Regions from separate parts of the Homo sapiens genome. Here region 2 is linked to region 1. The links are chromatin loops, found by intact Hi-C in ENCODE. Cell type or tissue: mammary epithelial cell. All regions are shown on one strand. Each heading gives the region's core, and the rest is flanking DNA. Links, peaks and the distances in the headings are about the cores only.

Region 1 (12,542 bases), core at 2,578-10,577:
TCACTCTTGGCAGTGATTCAGTAGTTTAGCAGGTTTATTACTGTAGCCTGCAACTCCTAAGCCATAAATTAAGAATCCCATGCACCTTCAATATGCATGGAAAGGCTTCATTCTCATCTATAAATCACAGGAATTCTAAAGGCCTTGACAATTCACAGTGCAACCTCCCTTCGCTGCTTCTCTTCCAGGAATTTTTTCAGATTTGATTAACTGGAGGGTGGAGATGGAGCTTTGTAGGCTCATTTGATATCCTTGGCCCCATGAAGAAGGCAGAGAATTCTCTTTTTAAGGTAGAAGGCATGAGGTTGGTTTATCTCAAAGATTTTTTTGCATTTCTGATTTCTGTGACAGTAAATGATTAAGTTTGCACCCTCAAATCTACTAAACATCTGACAGCAGTTTCACCTCTATGTGGCTTAATTCATGGCTGCTTCTCAGTTTAAAATCATCTTACTGCTTAAGATGGGTGAAGCTAATGGCTGTAGCATGGTGCAGACATAGGTGGAAAATGTGTTCAGAGCTAGAAAAGGGGAGATAGGGACTGGAGTAATTTCTGATTTAAAATTATTATATTAAAGTATAATAAAAACATACATATATAAAAAATCATTACTATCATACATAAATGAGATAATGTTTACAAAGCCCTGAATTTAATATCTCTTTTTGAGCCGGTACTAAATTTATATCAAATATGTATCTTCATATTTGAATAAAAAAAGTCATGCTGCAAAAAGAAAATCAGCAAATCTCATTTAGAAAAAAAAAAATAGTTCCTGAAATAAAGATGTTGATTTTCTTAAAGAAAAGATAATATTCTCAAGAGAAAAGGGTATTCCTGAATCTATTTTCTAACATCAGTCTGTCTCTCAGATGAATAGAGAATTCCATGTAATTGGGGAATATTTTTGTGCTTTTAGCAAAGATGGAAAACAGCTTCCTTTCTCCTCTTCTTTTCATGTCATCCTTGGAGCATTCCTTTAATGCCCCATTTTTCTGTTCAAGAGGGTATGAAATTAAGCAGGTGGAGTAAGAACTTCCTGGTTATGCATTAACACTGATTAAAATGCATAGCCCAGAATGGAATCCCACCATTATTTCAAAGTCAGGATCTCTGCATTTTTCCAGTACTATTTTTGGGCAGGAAAGGATGAGACTAGACAACTTCCAGGATCCTCTCAAATACTAACGTTCTATTATGGAAAAGGATTGTCAATGACAGTACCTGTTCTGAGGGAAGATAAGGATCAGCGGTGTGCAAACCTGGCAGAGATGCAGTTCCATTCAAAAGAGACTTGCGGAAAACCTACCATGTGCTGGGCATGAGATAAGGCATTGCAGGGCATAGAAAGAAAAGCAAAAAGTACTTCCTGTCCTTGAGGTTACTATCTCAAAGTGAAAAGAGACTACTAAAAATAAAAGCTTTACTACTATGACAATACTGAATAGAACTTTTACATTTGCAGATTATTCCAGTATCTCAAATGGCAATAACCCTGTGATTGAATTATTACTGCCTCTACAACACAGGGAAAGAAATTCAGCACATAGAGAAAAAAAAAAGAAATCTTACAGAATTGTAAAAGAAGAGGGAGCTTCTATCTGGTTGAATGATCAAAATAGGTTTTATGGAAATGACTGGAAGTGAAACCTTGGATCTACTACTCTTTTCTGTGACCATTTTAATAATAGATAGCCTTCTTCCCTTTAATTAAACTTTTATTTAGCAGTGCAAGTTTCTGGTTTATTTTTCTGAACATGGTAGTTGATCGTCTGATGTCTTTTGCTTCTGTGAAGCACACTGCCTAATGGATGTTGGACTGTTTCTAAAGTTACTTTTCTTCCCAGGCCAATATTCATTTATTCCAGCATATGCTAGAGGTGTTGGGGGAGTTTGTAACATGCCTTGGGTCTCTTGCTACACAGAGTTGTGTTTATCCGTCATGTTGATCAGTTGTATACAATTTTTAATGGGAAAAGCATGACTTTACTGACCTTTTCTGAACAAATAAATTTACTTAAGTCTGCTTGTGTCATTTGGAAAAGAATGTTCTTTCTCTTCTTCTCTGGGACTGCCTCCAGTGTTTTGCATTTCAGAATCCCAGAAGTTCCCAGCTTCACACATCCCCAGTCACCTGACTCCACAACTTTAAAAGCAGACTGGAAGGGGACCTGAAAGAAGATAGAGTGGAGACACAGAGTTCTGTGGCTGTCAGTCATCAGTGTTGTACCTTGGTCTCAAGGAATATTTACATCACTGGTCCTCATGTTATCTCCATAGTAGTTGATTCTTGCTGCCACTTAAGGTCAAGCTCTCCCTCCCAAGAAAGGCTTTGTCTTTCTAGAAGATGCCTAAGGCTGTCCTTTTTGTGGGATTGGACTCCCTCTGAATCTTGTGAAGAAATATCCAAGAAGATTCATCTGTCTCCTTCCCTGTCTCCATTTTTTTCGTGGCTCTCCTTTCAAATATGGTAATTAAGTCACTAGGCCTGTTTGGAAGGAGATCAGGAGTTAGCTTTAACAACTAAAATAAAACCACATGTTACATCTCTAGTTAAGTGAGGAATATGTTTGTTTAACTTTTGTTTCTTTGGATACAATTCATGAGGTTTATTTATTTTTAAATTGTAGGGTGATCTAGCTTCTCCTCCTTTGAGAATATAAAGAATACTGTTTTAAGGGTAGAAAATCATTTTTAAAATGAGAATTTATCTTTAAAATAATTGAATTTTTCCCAATACAGAAGGCATTTTTTCTAACTCTGCACAAAATCGCAGTCATTTACAAGTGGAGGAACCTGTTTTAAAAAATGTCTAAATTAGCATTGGCCAAATTCTTGGGGCTTTAAAGTCTCAGGTGAAATCTGATCTTTGACTGGGATTTTTTTTTTTTTTTCCCAAGCAGGCAGGATGGCAGCTTAACAAACTGTGGAACAGAATCCCATGGGGTTAATGATCTGAACGGGAGGGTTTAGAAGGTTAATGTCACGGTGGTAAGAACCAGGAGTTGTTGCGCCTACTTTCACAGAAAATACTTTAAAATAACCACCAATAAAATCCTCACTAAGAATCCAGATGAGTGGCCAAATGAGCTTTTGTGTTTCACGATGACCTGTTTTAGGAATTTTTCATCTCCTTTGAATTCCGCCTGGACGAATTCTTCTTTTACCTTGGCTTTAACTTTTCAGTTAACTATAAAAAATATGGTGTGATGTTATTGATGCAGACACACTATTTTAGTGGTTTCAAACCTTTTTATATTTTTCAAACAAAAAAAAGACTTAGAACCTTAAATGAAATAAGTAAAATTGGTTCTGCGTTGGCTGCAGTAGTGGGTGAAAGGCTCAGAGTCCGCACTCCTACCCTCCCCGCCTGGTCCTCCAAGATGAGGTAGCTTCCTTTGCTCAGGAAGCAGAACCCTAAAGCTTTGAGGAGCACAATTTGAAAACCATGGCTCCATAGCACTTGCCACTTATGATTGCCTTTGGGGCCTGCTTTCCTCTTTGTGGGAGTCAGAAATGAATCAAAGACCATGAGAGGCTGCCGGAGAGCACCATCCCTGCAGCACAGGAAAGAAAAGCCTGGGGCTCGGTTGCCAATCCCTTGTGGCCTCAGCAGTTCCTCTAAGCTTCCCTAATTGTACTAAAAAGGTGTGCCTGGCAGAGGATGTGGAGAATGAAAGTACCAGGTCAAGGAGTAGTGATGTCACCTTAAATCCAGAGAGATTGATCAGACAGGGTGAAATGTTTAAGCAACAGCTCTGGGAAGCCCTTAGAAGGCAAGTGGCACCCTCAGCAGACCATCAGGGAACTCTGTTGGAGCAAAGGGCCTCCATAGAACTTCGTTGCATTCGCTCCTGAGCTGCAGGCACTGATCTGTCTGCCTCAGACACTAACTTAGATCTTCTAACCCTCAGCACATCCTTGCTCCTCCTCTCTGATACCTAGTTTCAGAGTAACCATTAGAGACACCATCTGTGCTTTTACCTGGTGATAGTGCTTATCCTTTGAGGGGCAACCTTGAAACTCAGTATTATGGAACTTCCAAGTTCGTGACCTTGAATGGTAACTTTGAAACTAGGCAATCTTCCACCAGCACCACTGGTGGGCTGGCCCAAGCTCTCCGTCTATGCAACAGCCACAGCATCCATCTGAGTACTCCTTTTCCCAGATTCTCAGTCTCCAGTGCCCAGCCCAGCTTCCTCCTCCTGCCACTAACTGACACAGTGAACTAAGACACAGTAAGACAATGAGCCATTGTCTTAGTTCTAGTTTCTCTGTTTGTTTCCTCTGTTTAATTGTTTTAGAATCTATTTTTCTCTTAGCTATTTATCATTTTGAATTGCTCTGAGTGTGATTAGAATATTTTTAGGATGGTTTTGTCCCCTTTCTTTTCCTTTCTATGACTTCTGAGATCAGATTTCAGCTGTTGTCTGTGTGAGACACTATTATTGCTCATTCTGCATATACTACCTCCCTGATGGAGATATTTCCAAATATCACACTTTTCCATGTGGGGCTATGCAGCTGGCTGGTTTGTTTTGATGGCCATATTTCATTGGGCTTTCCAAGTGGTTCATCTTAGAGCATTATTGAGAGTTGTAAAGCCAACCAAGACCTCTTAGTTGAAGTGGGTGTAATAGGGTGTTCCTACGATTTATGAGAAGCTCTAGAAGTTTAACTCTGGGCCTTTCCCTTTATGTCATGTCATTTGTAGCACTGACCTAAAATCAGGGTGTCTCCTAAAGACTTATGGGGGTTACATATAGATTGAACCATTTTGAATTTCTAAAGTATGTATGAGTCAAGAACCAAAATTTGAGGGTGATCAGAATGTCATGTTTATTTTCCTTAGTTTAACATATCTGAGTATAGTCCCTGTTCCACCAGGTGGTGGGAAAGCCAGCTTAGACATTATTCAGGCTTTGTACCCTTCCTCAGACTTTGGTAAAGCTTCCAGGACTTAACTCAGTGCCAAAATACAAAGCAACCCACCCAGTCCCTTATCTACATGGGTTACCATTGTTCCAGCCCACATGGTCCCCTTGAGCATGCAGCATTTGTGCTAATCTTAGAGCACAGGCATCTTTGGCAGAGCTGGGAGCCATGGCACCTGCCATCCAGCCATTTTAGATATGCCCTGCAGCTATCACCTTTGTTGAGTGGCCATCTTCCCTGGCAATAAGTCATGTCAATAAATTATCCTAAAATAACTTCCTTCTGTTTAGGCTTTGGACCGCAATGAATGGAAACTCAACATTTTTACTTTGTTTTACCTTTGGCCTCTACCACGTCTTATTTCTCCACACAGAACAAACTCATCTCTTTCTAGACAACTCCTATTCATCCTTTGGGTCTCAGCTGTAATATCAGGGACTAAGTTAGAGGTACCCCTGTGAACACCCTATCTCCCCAACCGCTTTCTTACTACGTTGTACTTCAGGCATGATTTGCATCAGCATTACCTGGGAAATTGTTAAAAATGCAGAACTTTGGCCTCTGCCTGAGATCATATTGCTGAAACAAATTCTGCATTTTAACAATTTCCCTAGGTGGTCTCTGTGCACATTCCAGTGTGAGAAGCACAGATATACTAGATCATGAGCTCCTTGATCACAAGGACATTATTTTTTCATCACCATGTTGTTTTGATATGCCTAGTCCATAGCAGCCCCTCAGTAAATAGCTGCTGAATGCATGGATAGCCTGTAATAAACATGTAGACCAAACATTCAGCTTGCAGTGGCTGCTGTTAGAGAAGGGATTATGCCTAAAGTGTGACCCAGGAGGTACTAAACTGGAACAAACTGGGGATGGAAGTAGGTTGGTCACCGCTCAGTGAAACCAGAAGTATTGGGTTGGGTTCAGGCTAGGTAGCCAGGCCCACAGGTGTAAAAACCAACTTAATAGGCAAGATAGGGCCAGGTGGGCTTGGTTGGAGGGACTGCTGGAGAGCCTGACCTAGGAGGGAGGGAAGCAAAGGCCTCACCAAAGAGGCAGAAGAGAGGATAAGGAAACCTCTGTGAGGGCTCCTGAAGGGCATGATGGGAAATAAATTTGAACAGGAAGACTGAAATTCCAAAGGCATTCATTTCCCATTCAGTATTGAAACACAGATTCCAACTAGATCAAAGACAAGGCAAAAAATATGAATAGAATCTTTATTGTTCTGCACATTCCTTTTTTTTATTTGAACTAGGGGAAGATGAGCCACAAAAAAACAATGGAGTAAATCCATCTCTCGAGTTTGTTAGAAAATCTGAGATTTATTAGTGCCTTCTATGTACCTACTTATCCCAGAGGCATGACTACCTGGGCTGACATTAAGGCACTACTAGAGTAACTGGAGCAGAGAGGTGGCTGCATATGAAAAGCTTTTCCTTGTCCTTGCAGACATCTCTCTTCAAACCAGTCACTCTGAAAGAATGTTTGACGTTAGCCACATGGGAATTGTCTGGCAGGTGACGTGGTTCATGCCTGCTTGCATTTCTTTTTCCCTTGGAGGTAACCAGATGCTCTTTGGGAATGCTTGCACATTTGGGCTATATCAGTTCCTGAAGTTTCTCCTTTTGTTGAACATAAAGTCTATGGGTTGTACTAAGGAGGCTTAGCCCTGGCCTTCTGGTGGGTGGGAAAAAAAATGGAACTAGCACTGCTTTAGGTCTGCATCAAGGTGCCCTGAACTCTGATGCAGGTAGGCAGGAAGTCAAGCCTTGGAGGCATTTTTCACTCCCTGCCCTGGAATTCTGGGATCTGCTTTCAGGAGAGCATGTAGCCCTTGCTCTGCCTTTGCTCATGGCAAACTTGGATGTTCTCTTCCTAAATTGGCACCTAGAATAATCCAGTGTGTGCTTGCAGATTCATCTTGCCCACACAAGCATGGGATTCTGCAAGAAAAATCAAGCATCCCGCCTATTCCATTACCCTCCATCTCTCTGTACTTGTCATGAACTCTGAGAGCTTGCTTTTAAGCACATGGGGGTGGAGGTGGGAGGCGGGGATTATTCTGACTGAAACCAGTCCTCCAAGTCTAGGCAGTAGGAGGCTGCAGAAAAGGAAATAGTGCAAGCCTGGGAAGTGAGTCTTGGGGGAACCTAGAGGATCTCATTATTTTCCCCTTGGATTCTGAGTCGGGCAGGGGGGGACAGTGTCATGTATTATTCTGAGATTAGATATCAGCTGAGCCTGGACTCCTTTGAAGAAGCAGCAGCTGCTTCTAGGCATGAGGTAGAGCTCTGACAGGCAATGGCCATGACGCTCTGGAGCGAGCTTCAGAAATCCCTGCAGGGGTAGCATTGTGTGCCCAAACAAAAGATTCACTTCACAGTAGCTTGGTCACCTGCCTGGACCTCTGTGTGCATAAGCTTTGCCAATACACATGATATCTCAACTGATGCAGGCTTGAAAAACAGTGTATGTCCCCTAGACCTCTCCCTGCACCCCAACACTATACCTTCCTGTTCTGCTCATGCCAAGCAAAAATGAAAACAAAACAAAACGTATAACCCCTTTCCTTCCTATTTGGTGCTTGTAACTGAGAAAATTAGGTTTGAGTAACACTCAATGTACATGACTTTATTTATACCAAGTTAAACAAATTAAGAGTGTGGGCTCTGGTATCAACACAGGATAGGTTGGAATCCCAGTTTTGCCACTTCCTGGCTTACTAAGTCTCTGTGTCCTCATAGGTAAAATGGGGGATAACAGTAGCACTTACCTCCTAAGATTTACTGAGAGGATGAAATGAAACCATATATTTAAAGGCTTAGCTGTGGTAAGCACTGTGTAAATATTCAACTCCTCCTGCTTTTCCATAAAGAAACAGAGCACCCTCCTCCTTCTGCTGGGTGAATCAGGGCTATTTCGTCTAACGTCTAATGGATAAGTCAGTTTGCCGTCACTCTTCCTTCCTTACCTATGACTTTTCCAGTCCCTCATTTCAGGCCCTTTGTGGTTTGATTGATGAAAAGATGGTAGAATGTAAGCTTGAAATACATTGTTTGGAAATACCTTGGGGAGGGGGATGCTAGGAAAAGGGAAAGGAAGAGAAGGCTGACAAAAGAGCCTCATGCCTTCTAATGAACACACTGAACCCTTGACCCCTTTTAGACATAAGCCCACTGCATTGGACTTTGGGTTATAAATATAGGACTACAATCCATTATTCTGAAGTCTAGAAAAAGCCTGAAAACCATGAGTGTTTTCATCTGCATGAAACTATTTGTATTCTTTATTTATCTAACTTAATATGAACATTCATGTTTCCCTGAAAAGGTATTAATGTGCTTGATTCCAAGGTGCTGCCCCAGGCTCTGCTGGGGGTGTTATGTAATGGGTACTATATGTATCACAGCACCATTCTGAATTCTGAGAAATCCTGAATTTTAGAAACAGATCTGCCCCCAGTGACTTTGTTTTTTTGTTGTTGTTGTTTTGTTTTTTTTTTTTTTTTGAGACAGTTTTGCTCTTGTTGCCCAGGCTGGAGTGCAATGGCGCGCTCTCGGCTCACCGCAACCTCCGCCTCCTGGGTTCAAGCGATTCTCCTGCCTCAGCCTCCCGAGTAGCTGGGATTGCAGGCGTGCTCCATCATGCCTGGCTAATTTTGTATTTTTAGTAGACACAGGGTTTCTCCATGTTGGTCAGGCTGGTCTTGAACTCCTGACCTCAGGTGATCCACCTGCCTCGGCCTCCCAAAGTGCTGGGATTACAAGCACAAGCCACCGCGCCTGGATGCCCCCAGTTACTTTGAATGAGGATTTTCCTGTAACAAAAACTAACTGGAGGTAGTTTAGTTTAAGCAAGCAAGCAATAAATTATGGGTGGTGGAGAAAAATTTACTTCTAAGATTACAGGCATATTTCACAGAACCCTAGAGCAGAATGCAGCTGTCTTGGGAAGAGGCTGGAAGAGACCTGGAAGGTTGAGGACAGTTTCTGGAAGGTTTCTCTCTAGAGTTTTGGTTCTTACGACACAAGTATGGAACATGGATGGCTACTACTGATGCACCAACATAACTCTTGTGTTCTAATCTGTGGCAAATGGTAGGAACTTACTATGTATGAGTTGATTGGCAGATTGGCTTTCCAGTCTGGTATATTCTTTGCTCGGTGGCCAGTACAAATTGCATTATCCCATTAAGCTCACCATCAGCATTTGCCCTTTGTAGAGTCTGCGCACCCACTGGATTGGGCAGAAGTCATGTTGACTGAGTAGTCATGGGTCCCCATGCAGTTTATGATTGGCCCCCGGTGGTTCTTTCACTGGGTTTGGCAATAGCAAGAATCACTCAGAGTTTATCTTCCTCGCAGTTCTGGGGTTTGATTCATATAAGAACAGATGAGAAATGAAGTAAATGGGAGAAGGAAAGCAAAAAGCAATTGCTCTGAAATGACTCACTGGGGACCTGCCCTGTTCCTGTGTATCTCTTTGGGCCTTCAGTTTGAGCCTCATACACATTATTCTGTGTCCGTGGCTAGCACGTCTTGGGACATGGCTTCATTTGGTCATGGTTATTGGGATGTTTGGGATGAACCTCTAAATCAGCCTAATCATTTTTCTTCTAAGTTCATTGTCTGTAGTCTTAGTGTCTTTAAGAAGCCACAGAAACAGTAAATGTCCTTTTTCCATTTTTCTTCTCTTACTTAACAGCTTCATACCTAAGCATAGGGGATGTCAAGAGGCTAACTCTATGTGAGTGATGATTAACTGTCAGGAAGCCAGAGCTTTAAGATGCGTATGTAGTCAGCATGCACAGACATTTACACTGTATTGCCTTGAGACTAAGGGCACAGACTCTGAAGCCAGCCTGTCTAGGTTCATGTCCTAATTCCACCACTTACTAGCTATGTAACCTGGAGAAAGTAACTTAATTTTTCTGTGTCCTTATTTCTTCACCTGTAAAGTGGGCAGATTAGCACCTCCTTCGTATAGTTGTTGAGAGGATTAAATGAGTTAATATATGTTAAAGCACTTAGCACCTGTCTTATAATAAGATCTAGCTAAATAATTGATACTTTCTCTGATGAACATAAAGTCTCAATCAGTTTATTCATTTATTAAACAAATATGTATGTTCTGTGTGTTTTGCCTGCCATATGAAGGCATTGTATTTGAAAGAGTGGACAATTCTTGTAACTTCTACTCTTGTAGTGAAGACAGATACTAAACCAGTTATTACACATGTGAAGAATGTTATGACCCAAGTGTTAGGCTTTCTAAAGAGATTAGCAGAAATCAGATAACCATAAATCCAACTTTATTGATTTTTTTTCCCTCTTTAAATGCTCCACACTAAATGCTCCATACCTTCTTTAAGGATCAGGGTATAAGTAAGGTGAGAGTAGCTTAGTTTAGCCATCATACCAACAGTTGCTTGCTTGCAACAAGAAGTGACTTAAATCTTAGGTAAGTTAAAAAAAAAAAAAAAAGAGTATTGCCATTACAAAAAAAGTCATGTATGGGGGCCAAAGATATTCACAGAACAGGTAAAACTGTTATATTTATGTGCAATAATAATATTAATATTTACCAAAAGACTTTTAATGTTTAGCAGTTCATTCATCACCCTTGATTGTCATAACTGTCATGTAAAGTCAGCAGGGCAAGATTTATCTCAATTTGCAGATGAGAAAACTGAAGCCCAATGTAGTAAAATGACTGAACCCGAGTCACAGGCAAGGCCAGTGCCTAACACATAATAGGCACTAAAAATGTTTGCTTTATTGAACAGCATGAGTATCCTGACTTGCCATGTAGCGTTCTTTCTGGCTCTCCATGTGGACCCATAAGTAAAGCCTCAGCTCTGTAGTATTTTCAGATTTCATGCTCATTATTATTGGGATAATTCGTCTAATATTCACCTTCTTTCCAGATTGACTATTGAACAACACTTTTTTCCAGACCCTATCAAGATATACCAGATACATATTCCCAGCTTTTTTCTGTCTAGATTCAGGACATAGAAAACTAATTTTCAAGATTCATCTTTTAAATGTTTATGTGTACATTTAATAATTTTAAAGATCACAGTACAGTGTCTCCTGATAAATTTTTTCTGTAACTGGAATTTACAAGCAAAGTACAATTTGTGGTATACATGCTTCAACAAGACCTATGATTGTCTCTTCCAGATACAATTTTTTTGAAAGTCATTAATATTCATCAGAGACTGATCTCATGAAAAGTGTCATACAAAAAGCTTAAGAAGTGCATCACTCCCCTCAAATTGTTGGCAACACATAAAACTACATATTGCCAATGCATGAAAACAAAGATAAAATCTGTCTTCAGCTATCTTGATTAAATATGGCATCTTGGTTGCATTCCATTAATAACTTTAACTTCCATAGGGTGTCTAGAAACCTAGGTCAGACTATATCAACAGAATTAGAGAGGTGGAACCAAGATAGGTGTTGGTCATATTTCACATTTACCAAATGCCTCTATTGTAAAAGTCTCCTCTAAAAATAAAGCGTTGAAGTTGGACTGAACTATGCATTTAATGGTGGGTTGTTGATTTATTTTATTGCAGGGAAGATTAAATGAATGAACTGAGGAAATAGTGGGAAATGAAAGCTGAAATGTAAATTGCTCAGCCAGCCACCTATTTGAAAGGCAAGATCAGCCCCAGATTTGCAAGTTGAATGAATTGAATATTTGATCCTCACTATTTTCCATTTGTAACTTATTGCCCTGAAAAGAGGTAGCATTCATTCACGTATTCATGTATTTATTCATTCATTCACTCAGCAAATATTAATGGAGCCCCTACTGGGTTCCAGGCACTGTTTTGACACTTACTGAGGACACAGCAGAGAACAATAAAGACTAAATCCTCACTCTCATTGAACTTATATCTGCATTGAGAGTGGGGAGGAGAGGCAGGCCATAATCAGATATAGATGTCAGGTGGTGATAAGTGCTATGAAGAAAAGCAGCTAGAGAGTGATGGGTGCTATTTTATACAGTAGGGGCAGAAAAGAAAGCTACTGGAGCCACACCTGAATGACATAAGAAGCAAACCCTCCGACATCTGGAGAAAGCACATTCCAAGCTGAGGGAAGAGTGAATACCAAGGTTCTGGGGTGGAACCACATTTGGAATGTGTGAGGACTAGCAAGGAGGCCAGTGCAGCTGGAGTGTGGAAATGGAGGAAGTTGGAGGTAGACAAATTATGTGAGGCCACAGTAAGGTTTTGGGACTTTATTCTGAGGATGACGAGAAACCAGTTGAGGATTTTCAGCAGAAATGTGAAGTAACCCCCGCCCCCCGGCCTGGTGTTTTAAAAGAACTACTCTGGCTGCTTTGTAGAGAACTGCGTGGTTTGAAAGGAGCACCCAAGGTGAGCAAAAAGACCTGCACTTTATGCTACTCTCACTTAACTCACTCTAGGGCTGTGTGCCTCAATTCTTTGCCTATAAAATGGAGGTGAGAGTGGCCGGGCATGTTGGCTCACGCCTGTAATCCCAGCAATTTGGGAGGCCGAGGCAGGCAGATCACCTGAGGTCAGGAGTTTGAGACCAGCCTGACCAATATGATGAAACCC
Region 2 (12,542 bases), core at 1,737-9,736, 73 kb before region 1:
AAAAACTTGTGAGTCAACCATCCCACTGCAGTAGCGATCCAGAGCTGCAGCCTGGAACACACCAGCAATAAGGCAATGCTTCTCTGTTTTGATAACAGCACCTCATTTGCTAAATGAAAAAGAGTTTTAGTTTCCATGTGGCAATCTGCCCAGGCATTTGATTTGACAGCTAAGAGAGAGAAAGGTAAAAGCCCATGCGTGTAATTGGTGACACGTTATTTCCTGGTCATTTTTTTCCCCTTAGTTTTGAGAGCCAGAGTCAAAGAGAAGGAAGAGAGAGGGGGAAAAAATGGCTCTACGGGAAATGAGTTTCCAGGCAGAGCTGAGACACCTGAAGAATGTGTCACTTCATATACTTTGCACGTGTGAGTCAATAGGCAGTTTCAGGGTTTGCCAAAGTGCATCCAAGGGCTGGTGCAAGAGAAGAAACCACTCCAGGAGAATTAATATAATTCTGGTAAGACAGCTTCATGCATTAAGCTTTCAAGAGGGCCTGAGAGGTCTGTGGACTTCATGCAGAACTGTTTGCACAGCATTGGCCAGAGTTGGAATATAAGCTAGTACAGCATTCCCAACTTCTTCCTAAATTTATTTTATGTGAAAATACATTTAGAAAACTCAGAGTTAAGCAAGTCAAAGAGATTTCTTTACTGCAGAACATCTCAGGATCTTTGTTATGCTAATATGAATTGTGAGTGTCCAAGAAGGAGAGTGTGAATGCAGTACTTCCCACATTCACGGGAAAGTGGTAGGTTTTAATGTAGAATGTATCTAGGGACTAGAGTCTTAAGCAGCCCTTTGGGAAAAGCTGATTTGGGGCAGGAACACCAGGCCGTCATTCCTTCACTCTTGCCCTTTCCCGGGGAGGTCTAGGTACGGACACAGATGTTTGCAGGCAGCCCTGTCATTCTAGCAGCTGAATGCAGGACATTGTCCAGGAGAACACCAGTCATTTGCAAAAACATGATGCGGTATGGTAGGTAAAATAATAGCTCCCCAAAGATGTCCACATTCTCATCCATAAAGCCTGTGAATATGTTATCTTACATGCCAAAAGAAATTTTGTGTATGCGATTACACTAAAGATATTGAGATGGGTGATTGTTCTGGATTATCAGGGTGGGCCAAGTGTAGCCACAGGGTCCTTATGAGAAGGAGGCAGGCAAGCGAGAGTCTGAGGAGATGCAATGACAGAAGCAGAGGTCAGAGTGATGTGGGGCCACAAGTCAAGGAATGCAGGCAGCCTCCAGAAGCTAGAAAAGGCAAGGAAGTGGATTCTCCCTGAGAACCTCCAGCAGTAACACAGCCTTGCCACCCATTTTAGACTCCTGACCTCCAAACTGTAAAATCACCTTATGATGTTTGAAGCCACTAAGTTTGTGGTAATGTGTTACAGTAGGGGTGGGAAATGAATAATGAGGTTTGATATTGGTCCCACTTTTCCTGTGCTTGAATGTGGATGGATTGACATGCTTCCAGACCCCTTCTAAGGCCCTGCTCCTGTTCAGGACTCTGATAGTCAAGGAGGTCATCCATAACCACCCTCTGGCTAGTGTGCCCTGCTTTCTTGCTGTCCTTCCTTTATCTCCCCAAGCCCCAGGGCCAAGTATCACTCTACTGCTCAGATGTGCAGTGACCAGGCCAGTCACTGACAGTCTTTGAAAGAAGTGATGTGATTGGCCACTGGTTGTGCTATGCATCTGTCATTTTTGTAGTGTGGGCTGAAGAGCATACTTCATTCAGTTACTACTATAATATCTTGTGGTAACTGAAATTTGAACAGGGTTGTTGTAGGATGGGTGTCATTTAAATTGTGCTCACTGAAATGGGTGCATATCAGAACCACACAAAATGAGGACTGCATCTTTTAAAATCATGGTGCAAATCCTGCAGTAGCATTGTTATCACTGGACTGGGGGACAGGCAGCCTAGCCATGTCCTCTTGTGTTTGCTGAATACCAACGTATAAATGTGGCTGATGCAAGCATTAGGGATGTCAGTAAATAATGTATGAATTTAAAGTTGAGCAAAAGATGATGAAGCACTATTTGTACTTTGTGTCTGATGGTCACAGTTCAGTTATCCAGGAATCTCACTCTGAGACCCTGTGATTTGCAAGTAGGAGGTTCATTAGGGACTGCTTATGGCCACAAGGACTGGCAGGGGAATGAAAGCAGGAGAACGGAACAGAGGGAGAAGATGGCTGTGATGCACAGGGGGCTCTGGAGCCGGGACAGCCTGAAGAGTGGTCCCGAGTTAAGGCAAGGGGGCAAGGCCTTTATGTTTCTCCATCAGCCAGTCATTGGCTGTGGGTTGCCCAATCCCAAGAGGGCAAACTCCCTCCAGGGCGGTGGCTCTCTCTAACTAAGCATGCTTCTTTGAGAGGCCCTCAGCTGAAAGCTGCCAGCCTCTAACACTCCCAACTGGGAGAATAAATGCCCTAGTCCTAAAGGAATCTGATGGCACATTACAGGGTCCACTACCCTGATTATTCTATGATTCTGGTGCCACTGGACAGCCAAACTTTACAGAGGGCTAATCAGTATTTTAGCAAGGTTCAAGTCAGAATCTGGGGCAGAGTATGCAGGAAGAAGAGACAGGAGCGCAGGAGAGCTGACTGAGGCTGCTGCTGACGGAGAAGGCAGGGCCGCCTTCTAGGACAGTGGCCACCTCTCCTTCCCAAAGAACAGCAGCCAGTTGGGGCTGGATCCGCCTCCACTTTGATTTTCATTTATGGTAACTTATTAATTTGCGAGAAGTTGATGGTCTCGTTACTTTATCTTATCTTGCCCTTTTCGGGCATTTGGGCTCTGAATTGGAGCAGATGGAGAGGACAAGAACTTGAAATGAAAAGTTACTACATTTGACATTCGTGGTCAATTTTTCCTCTAGTGAAATATAGGTACCATGTAAAGGCAAATTGAAATTTTTTCAACTCCCAGTCCTTCCCTTTCCCTCCTTTTTTCTTCTGGTTCTTAGACCTCACACGTGTGTCATGTTCTTCCTCCAGTCTAGTCACCCCTAGCTCTTTATTTGAGGAGAATTAGATGCCTGAAGTCCGGCTCCTGCTTCACTGAATTGGGAAACAATGAAGTCAGCATCTCTCATTCTCTGAACTAACACTTACAGCTTTGGGAAACTACCTCTTTCCCCCAAGAAAAAGGGTCTGCAGATCTCTGAGAGAGGTTGCTAAGAATTCAGCAGGGAGATGAACAGGATAATAGAGGACTTTGTCACAAAGGGCTGACACCATGTTTTAGAATTGCTGATCTTAACACTTAGGCTAAAACCTGGATAAAAAGAGATTCCTGCCTACTTTCCTGTGACATTCTCTTTAGAAAGACTGAAGATACTCCCATCTGTAAGAATTTAGTTTGGGCATCCTGGTGGATTGAGGGCTTGGAGGCCACATGACAAAAGCTTTTCATCTGGAGGACCAAGTCTGACCCTTCAGTAGTGGCTGCCTGGAGAGGCTGTGTTAAGAAAGATTCTGAAGCCAGAAAAGCTTCTGTCTCCTTAGCTGATGGCTGCCCTGGCCGTGTTCCTGGGGAGGAAAGGGACACCTGATGTGTACTTGGCCATCTCAGGACATTAGTCTTCACACAACAGTCCTCAGTTGGCTGATGGGTGTTTTTGTGCTTAAACACTATATCCAATGCATACCTTTAATCTGGTTTGGGGTATACTGTAGTTTGTGAGTTATTCAGAGGTAAAATGCTAAGTACAGGATGACAAGTTGAAGAGGTAGCTGTCCAGTCCCTAGACTTCACAGAAAGAGTGAAAGATAAATTAAATCCTAAAATAAGTATATGAATAGGGAAGAGGTATTTGGAATTAGTATTAAGTATTATTTGGTTTGATATTGTGTGGGAGACCTAGATCAATGACTCCAGGTCCTAAAGTGCTGGACCTGAGGATATAAAGATTGCTGTGGTTTTGAAATGGAGAATTCGCTCATTGTCTCTTTTGATCTGAAAACAGGCAGTGAAGTATGTAAGTAGAGCATGCAGCACTATGCTTAGCAAATCATGACTAGAAACTGGAGATCTGTCACATTTGTAGGGAGAAGGATCGTGTATATATGGAAGAAATAAGAGAGGCAAATTGATGGCAAAAAAAGGGAAGGACAAACAGGGTCAGATTCTAGTCTTTGCCCTTTTTGTTGAGAGTGAGTGTTTTTTTCCTGAAAGAGCATCAAGGACTACACAGGTAAAACTTGAACTGTAATATTTAAAATTCCTTTTGCCTAATAACTTCTCTTTTTTTTGTCAAGTAAACAAAAGTCTACCCTAACAGTTTCGATTCCCTACTTTCCCTTGCTGGAAGTACATTAAATTGCTCATGTAGATCCCTATCTCACAAATAGCACTTTTTTTTTTTTTTTTGAGACAGAGTCTCACTCTGTCGCCCAGACTACGGTGCAGTGGGGCGATCTTGGCTCACTGCAACCTACACCTCCTGGGTTCAAGTGATTCACTTGCCTCACCCATCAACCCATCATTTACATTAGTTATTTATCCCAATGCTATCCTTCCCCCCACCCCCCACCCCATGACAGGCCCTGGTGTGTGATGTTCCTCTCCCTGTGTCCAAGTGTTTTCATTGTTCAGTTCCCATCTATGAGTGAGAACATGCAGTGTTTGGCTTTCTGTCCTTGTGGTAGTTTGCTCAGAATGATGGTTGCCAGCTTCCTCCATGTCCCTGCAAAGGACATGAACTCATCCTTTTTTTGGCTGCATAGTATTCCATGGTATGTATGTGCCACATTTTCTTAATCCAGTCTATCATTGATGGGCATTTGAGTTGGTTCCAAGTCTTTGTTATTGTGAATAGTGCCGCAATAAACATACGTGTGCATGTGTCTTTATAGTAGCATGATTTATTATCCTTTGGGTATACACCCAGTAATGGGATCGCTGGGTAAAATGGTATTTCTAGCTCTAGATCCTTGAGGAATCACCACACTGTCTTCCACAATTGTTGAACTAGTTTAAACTCCCACCAACAGTGTAATAGCATTCCTATTTCTCCACATCCTCTCCAGCATCTGTTGTTTCCTGACTTTTTAATGTTCGTCATTCTAACTAGTGTGAGATGGTATCTCATTGTGGTTTTGATTTGCAGTTCTCTAATGACCAGTGATGATGAGGTTTTTTTTTCATATGTTTGTTGGTCGCATAAATGTCTTCTTTTGAGAAGTGTCTGTTCATATCCTTTGCCCACTTTTTGATGGGGTTGTTTGTTTTTTTCTTGTAAATTTGTTTAAGTTCTTTGTAGATTCTGAATATTAACCCTTTGTCAGATGGGTAGATTGCAAAAATTTTCTCCCATTCTGTAGGTTGCCTGTTCACTCTGATGGTAGTTTCTTTTGCTGTGCAGAAGCTCTTTAGTTTAATTAGATCCCATTTGACAGTTTTGGTTTTTGTTGCCATTGCTTTTGGTGTTTTAGTCATGAAGTCCTTGCCCATGCCTATGTCCCGAATGGTATTGCCTAGGTTTTCTTCTAGGGTTTTTATGGTTTTAGGTCTAATGTTTAAGTCTTTAATCCATCTTGAATTAATTTTTGTATAAGGTGTAAGGAAGGGATCCAGTTTCAGCTTTCTACATACGGCTAGCGAGTTTTCCCAGTACCATTTATTAAATAGGTAATCCTTTCCCCATTTCTTGTTTTTGTCAGGTTTGTCAAAGATCAGATGGTTGTAGATTTGTGGTGTTATTTCTGAGGCGTCTGTTCTGTTCCATTGGTCTATATCTCTGTTTTGGTATCAGTACTATGCTGTTTTGGTTACTGTAGCCTTTTGTCTAAGTGAGGACACTTGTTTGTGCTTTCTATAATTTGGACAGCATGATAAGGTAGTTTTACGAAGGAATTTTGCATTTCTCACAAGACACTTTATATATCTATAAGTCACAGGGTTCTCCCCACCCCCCAACCCAGCACAGGGAATTTGAAACTAAATAAGGAAGAAACTAAATAAGGTGAACCAGACTCAATTCAAGTGAATTTCAGTTCTAGGTTTCTGCTATACACACTTTAATGGTGATTTTTAACCATTATTTATAAGTTATTGATAGTTCTGAGGTCTAGTCAAACCTTCCACAGCATTTAACCACAAGATGCATTTAAGTTAGATGTAAAAACCAGAAATCTAACTTGAGACCGACTTTGTATAAGACTAATTGAAAGGTTGATTGTAGATGGAAAATTCATAAACATTTAGTGATAGCTGTAGATTTCATTTCAACATAACACAATGGCAAAATTATAATTCTAATTTACATTAATTTATAAGAATGTTCTGAAAGTTGCAAACAATATCTAGAAAAAGTGATTGTCCCAAAGTTCAGATCCTTCAGTATTAGATACATTGTTTTTCTGTACTAGTGCAGAAAAAAAAACCAAAAGCCATTCATTTCCTGCTGTGACTTGTCCTTCAGAAGGTGGGATAGTTGCATGGAATGACTCATTTCCTTCACAAACTAGAAGTTGCCATTCTAACGAGAAATGGCAGTGTGGAAAGCGAATTAGTAAATGTTAAAGTATGAGTCCTAGGTAATGGGACCTGTTCATTAATTTGGACAGTGCTGTGAATATGTGAGTTACTCATTTTGAAATATACATTGAATTAGATATGATTAATATTCCAGTTGTTAAAAACAGATAAAGATGTCTTAACCTGACATATTTCCTTTCCATGAGTTTTAAATAAGAACCTGAGATCATTTTACTGGGACTATTATAGAAGTAATTTGTTTACGTGATGACTCTGTTCATGAACCTAATAAGCTTGCTTTCTTGGTCATTTTTTAGAGAAGGTTTTTATTTGATTGTTGAATCATAAAGAGACAGGACTCTTGCATTCCAGCTTCATCCTCTGGCTTTTCTGTGATTTTTCCTTGTTCCTCAGTCTCTTCATACATAAAAGAAATACATCAGCAGTGGCTCTGAGATGCAAAAATAAATATAATTGTCAATATTTAAATTGTAAAACTTTAGTAGATTATTCTTATTTTAATTAAAGGAGGAAAATAGACCCAAAATGATTTTAGGAGCTGATTCAGATAAATTGGTCAGGTGGTTTAGAATTTAAATTCATGGTTCTTTTCTACTGAATTTATTGGATAATAATTTATGCATATACAGATAAATTTGGTGCACTTTAAAATGTGCTTAAAAAATCTTGTGTTAAGATCCTCTTCTTCCTGAATCAGAGGTCCACAGGCCTATTTTGGCCCACAGAGATGTTTTGTTTGCTCATAGAAAGTGTTGATTTTTCTTTTAAGTTATCAACCTATAAAAATACAGATTTCACCTAAAAAATAGATTTCCAATTACGCTTAAAGAATCATAAGATCCAGCAATGTCAGGTCTTTATCTCTACATAGCAACTGCTGCTAGTACTGAATAACTTTCCCCTTTCAATGGTGCATGTGCCTCAGCACCAACAGTCTCTGGGATGAGACCCCAGTACTACAAATCAGGGTTTTCTCTGTTGACCTAGATGAGAACATTCTGACATTGAGAATAAACAGTTTAAGCATCATTATTAAGTGGTATTTGAATTCAGAGATTAGGCACATGAACAAAACCTAGGGTACTGCTACCTTGAACTTCTTTTAGTAAGAAGCAAGTTCTTCTAACTTTCCTCTACTTTCTTTTAAGTTTGTCCAAAGGTGCATTTGCAAAGGGATTACAAAGACCATGGCAGAACCAGCCCACCCCTCCCTAACACACACATCACACGCTTATTCCACCAGCTCCTCTAATTAAAGGTCTCGCACAGCTCATACGACTCCCAAAGCCAATTAAACAATGCTCACCCTTGTACCTCACAGTAGGTTGGGGAGTAGCTTGGAAAACGCTGTGATTGATATGAAAAGTAGTAACGTATTTTTAAGCACTTTTAGCACTGTTGTTACTCTATGAGGCACAAGCTTTCAACATAGTGGCCTTTTATTTTCTGCGCTTTTGGAGTGTGAGAACACCATAGAGGCTACACGCACCACGGCGTTTCTGTGGGCTGGGAATCAAGGCCTGGAGAAGGGGGTGGGCAGCCGGGAAGTGACAGTGCAGGGAGGGGGAGTTGGCAGCTGTCAAATGAATGCATTTCCCTCTTCTATTATCCTGCTATCCGAATGCTCCATCTATTCATATTCATGGTTTCCATCACTGTGCATAGCACCAAGGCCAGCTTCCTTTTCACATTTCATCTTCTTGTCTTTCTTGGAGTTTCATTTTGATTTACTAAAAATCAGTGGACTGCTTCTAAACAAGGATCAGCTAATAGAAACTGGAGGTAGTTGGTAGAGAATCTACTGGGAGGAATTTATTTACATACAAGAAGTTAAAGCCAAATGTATGTGGTAAGTTAACTTTTTGTTCATCCATTGTTAATTTCATTAATTTCCTACTAATCTAGTGATTAATTCCCCATGTAGGAAGACTATATTCACATTGCTAAGAGAAAGGAATAAGTAAAACATTTTATATTTTAATTACAAAGTAATATATATTTAATTTAGAACATATAAAACTACAAAAATTTAGGAAAGTACAGAAAAGAAATTAAAATCACCTGAAACTAGACATAATTATTAGTAAGTTCTGAGTTTATTTCTTTACAGTCAAATATGTATATATATTTTTTAGGAAATTGTGATAATTCTAGAAATTATTCTCATTGTCTTCTTATATTTGTATAATACTAAATCATAAATATTTTAATATCCTTAAATATTTTATTAAAGCTTTTCATATGTCTATATAGAATTCTATAGTATGGATACTCCATGATTTTTGGGAAGTTAGGTTTTTCTGAATTTAAATATTAAACAATGTTGTGATAAAGACATTCACAAGCTTTCACATCCAAGCTTTGTGGAAATCTATGCTTTTTCCTTAGGAAAATTTCCCAGAAGTGATTTGTGAGTCAAAAGGTAGTTGGCCTTTAAAGTAACCTCCACAAAGTTTGTAGGAATTGAAGCTCTCTGATGTATAAGAGCCCCAAACAGGGAGCTTTTCTAAGAATATCTTTCTGGGAAGCTACTCAGAATATTCTTTGACTGCTTTTGTCTAGATATTTTTACTCTATGAAGAAGACTAATCACTTGCTGGAGTTTCTTGGAATATAGGAAGAGGAGAATGGAATGCTGCCAACTTTGAAAATGTTTGGGAAAAGTGTGGGCCATATTAACCATCGTTTTAATTAACATTTGTTTTAGATCAAGAATGGAAAACCAACTCTTCTGGAGGAAAACATAAATGTCTGCTGGGGAACATGTATTTGCTTTGGGAACCCTTGGGACCAAGAAAATAAAATGCTTAATAACAACAGCATAATGAGGCTGTAGGAGTGCTGAAAGCATTAATTAATGAACAATTTTAAAGTTCTTCAGAAGCCCAGGGAGAGTTTAGAGTGGATGGATTCCTTTACTGACAAAGACTAATATGTTGGACTGCTTAGGCTGACTTGATTAAACCAGAGCTAAATTTTAAAACACACCTAATTACAGTTTCCCTATTTTAAATGGAATGCCTCATATTTATTGGAGTCCTATTATTCTATTGAGATGAACCACGGTTAACCACATCCATATTTTTTAATATTTAGGCTGTAGAACTAAACTTTTACATGTACCTGGAGAAGTTTAGAAGTTGACATTATACTGTCCTTACATGTGACGTCCCACTTTGCAACAAAAGAGCCATAGGAAGGCAGGCCCTGAACTGACCAATCGAATAACCTGAGAGTCTGATCAGAAGAATGCATGCTATGTAAATAGATCACGTTTGGGCAAGTGCTTCCTATTGCTGTCCATTGAAACTTAACACTTTCAGTGGTCCTTCTGAGTTTAACAGGTTTCTATCTCCTGGCAATAAAACCAGACTTTGCTATAGTGGTTTACTTGGCAAACTTAATCTCCACTTGTTCCTGCAGTAGGATTAAGCATGTAAACACAGCATGAGTTAATTGTAAAAATGGACACTGATGTGACAACTCAGTTGGAATACTTGCTGTATTTTGTCATACAAGTAATGAGAGTTTTTTTGCTCGTTTTTAGTGATATTGCTTACAGAACCTTTAAAGTGATTAGCATAGAGAGATAACGCTTCTATGTGCCTTAGAAGAGAATCTATGCTAATTATAACAGTATGCTGCCAGCATGATTGTTTTGTAAATGATGTTGTCCTAGTGATATGCTGGGAACTGTACTTACTGTTCCTCCAGGATAGGAGATGTCCCTTGAGAAAAGGGAGTTCTGGGTCTTTCTTTTGTGTGTTACAGTAAAGGGAACTCTTGAAACTTTATCTTTCTAAAGTGAATGTCCAGGATTAATCTTTCCTGATAGTTCTCTTGCCTGGATATCAAACAATAAAGCACTTAATACTCTCAATACTGGTAATATATGAAGTTAGTCCAGTAATTCGGAAACAGGAAGTTTGAACCCATTTAGACTTTAATACACTAACCAACAGTCATTTCCCTTAATTTCATTCATTACATGAATTTCATACATTCATGGATTCATTACTTTCTTCATTTGTTTACACATAGCCTGAATTGAGTGTCTGAATTGAATTCAGCAGTCCCTTGGGGCCATCAGGATGGGTTCCTTGTCTTCAAGGAGCTCCCAGCCTAGTGGAACAGGCATGGGAAAACTAATACAGTGTGGCACGAGCTATGGTGGAAATGTCCCTCAGGCATGCAGGAACAGGGATGGAGTAGCTAACCCTGCCTCACGGTCCCTCCTGACTCCCTCAGCTCCATTCATTTAATTAATTAATTTATTTATTTATTTATCTATTTATTTATTTATTTTGGAGACAGGGTCTCACTCTGTCACCAGGCTGGAGTGTGGTGGTACAATCATGGCTTACTGCAGCCTTGACTTCCAGGGCTCAAGTGATCCTTCTGCCTCAGCCTGCTGAATAGCTGAGACTGTAGGTGTATGCCACTGTGCCCAGCTGATTTTTAAAAATCACTTGTAGAGACAAGGTCTCACCAGGTTGCCCAGGCTGGTCTTGAACTCCTGGGCTCAAGTGATCCTCCCACCTCAGCCTCCTAAAGTGCTGGAATTACACTGTGAGCCACCTTGCCTGGCCCATTTTATTTTAATATATAGCAGTTTTTCCCAAGAACCTTGCCACTCTGATTGTGGCCCACAGACTAGCAGCATCAGCATCACCAGCAGTTCACTACACATGCATCACCTGAACCAGACCTGTTGAATCATAATTTGCATTTTAACAAGATCTTCAGGATCCAAAATTTGTCACATGACCACAACTCTTATGTGGAATAGGGGGAGGGGTGGCACTGTTACAAATGTATGTTCTTGGCAGGGCATGGTGGCTCACGCCTGTAATCCCAGCACTTAGGGAGGCCAAGGTGGGTAGATCACAAGATCAGGAGTTCGAGACCAGCCTGGCCAAAATGGTGAAACCCCGTCTCTATTAAAAATGCAAAAATTAGCCAGGTTTGGTGGTGCGTGCCTGTAGTCCCAGCTACTCAGGAGGCTGAGGCAGAAGAATCACTTAAACCCAGAGGGCGGAGGTTGCAGTGAGCCAAGATCGCGCCACTGCACTCCAGTATTGGGGAATCTGCCCTGATATTCACGTAGGTTCTTTTCTATTTTCCTTAAGCATCGGCCAGCTTGAGAAATAAAGGGACAGAGTACAAAAGAGAGAAATTTTAAAGCTGGGCATCCAAGGGAGACATCACATGTCGGTAGGGTCCATGATGCCCCACAAGCCGCAAAAACCAGCAAGTTTTTATTAGGGATTTTCAAAAGGGGAGGGAGTGTGCAAATAGGTGTGGGTCACAGACATCAAGTACTTTACAAGGCAATAGAATATCACAAGGCAAGTGGAGGCAGGGCGAGATCATAGGACCACAGGACCAGGGTGAAATTAAAATTGCTAATGAAGTTTCGGGCACCATTGTCATTGATAACATCTTATCAGGAGACAGGGTTTTGAGATCAACCGGTCTGACCAAAATTTATTAGGCAGGAATTTCCTCTTCCTAATAAGCCTGGGAGCACTATGGGAGACTGGGGTCTATTTCACCCCTGCAGTCTCAACCATAAGAGACAGGTGCACCTGGGTGGGGGCTGTTTATAAGCCTATACCTCCAGGTGCGTATTCTTTTTCCCAGGGATGTTCCATGCTGAGAAAAATAATTCAGCGATATTTCTCCCATTTGCTTTTGAAAGAAGAGAAAAATGGCTCTGTTCTGCCCGGCTCACCGGTGGTCAGAGTTTAAGGTTATCTCTCTTTTTTCCTAAACATTGCTGTTATCCTGTTCTTTTTTCAAGGTGCCCAGATTTCGTATTGCTCAAACACACATGCTGTACAATTTGTGCAATTAATGCAATTATTACAGGGTCCTGAGGCGATATACATCCTCCTCGGCTGACAGGATTAAGAGATTAAAGTAAAGACAGGCATAGGAAATCACAAGGGTATTGATTGGGGAAGTGACAAGTGTCCATGAAATTTTTTTTTTTTGAGATGGAGTCTCGCTCAGTCGCCCAGGCTG

The links. Hi-C counts contacts between places; a loop is a spot of excess contacts. Peaks named below come from ENCODE experiments on the same cell type or tissue, not always from the same donor. Only the 100,000 strongest peaks of a DNase experiment are listed, where the experiment ranks them.
Region 2: it touches region 1 in a loop (2.7-fold over the local background); 6 of 110 quality-filtered maps call a loop at or near these places.

Annotation. Positions count from the first base shown.
Region 1 is chr9:27,421,282-27,433,823 of GRCh38, reverse strand. The region is part of intron 2 of MOB3B (MOB kinase activator 3B); the gene reads left to right. Among named protein-coding and RNA genes, the nearest start is that of IFNK, 97 kb to the left of the region's middle. In mammary epithelial cell, for the core only: no CTCF peak of the experiment used is centred there; DNase peaks (open chromatin) are centred at 6,423 and 6,973; H3K27ac peaks cover 4,247 bases.
Region 2 is chr9:27,493,610-27,506,151 of GRCh38, reverse strand. All of the region lies in intron 1 of MOB3B (MOB kinase activator 3B), which reads left to right. Among named protein-coding and RNA genes, the nearest start is that of IFNK, 24 kb to the left of the region's middle. RefSeq lists an enhancer at 10,758-11,463. In mammary epithelial cell, for the core only: no CTCF peak of the experiment used is centred there; DNase peaks (open chromatin) are centred at 5,061 and 6,481; H3K27ac peaks cover 4,673 bases.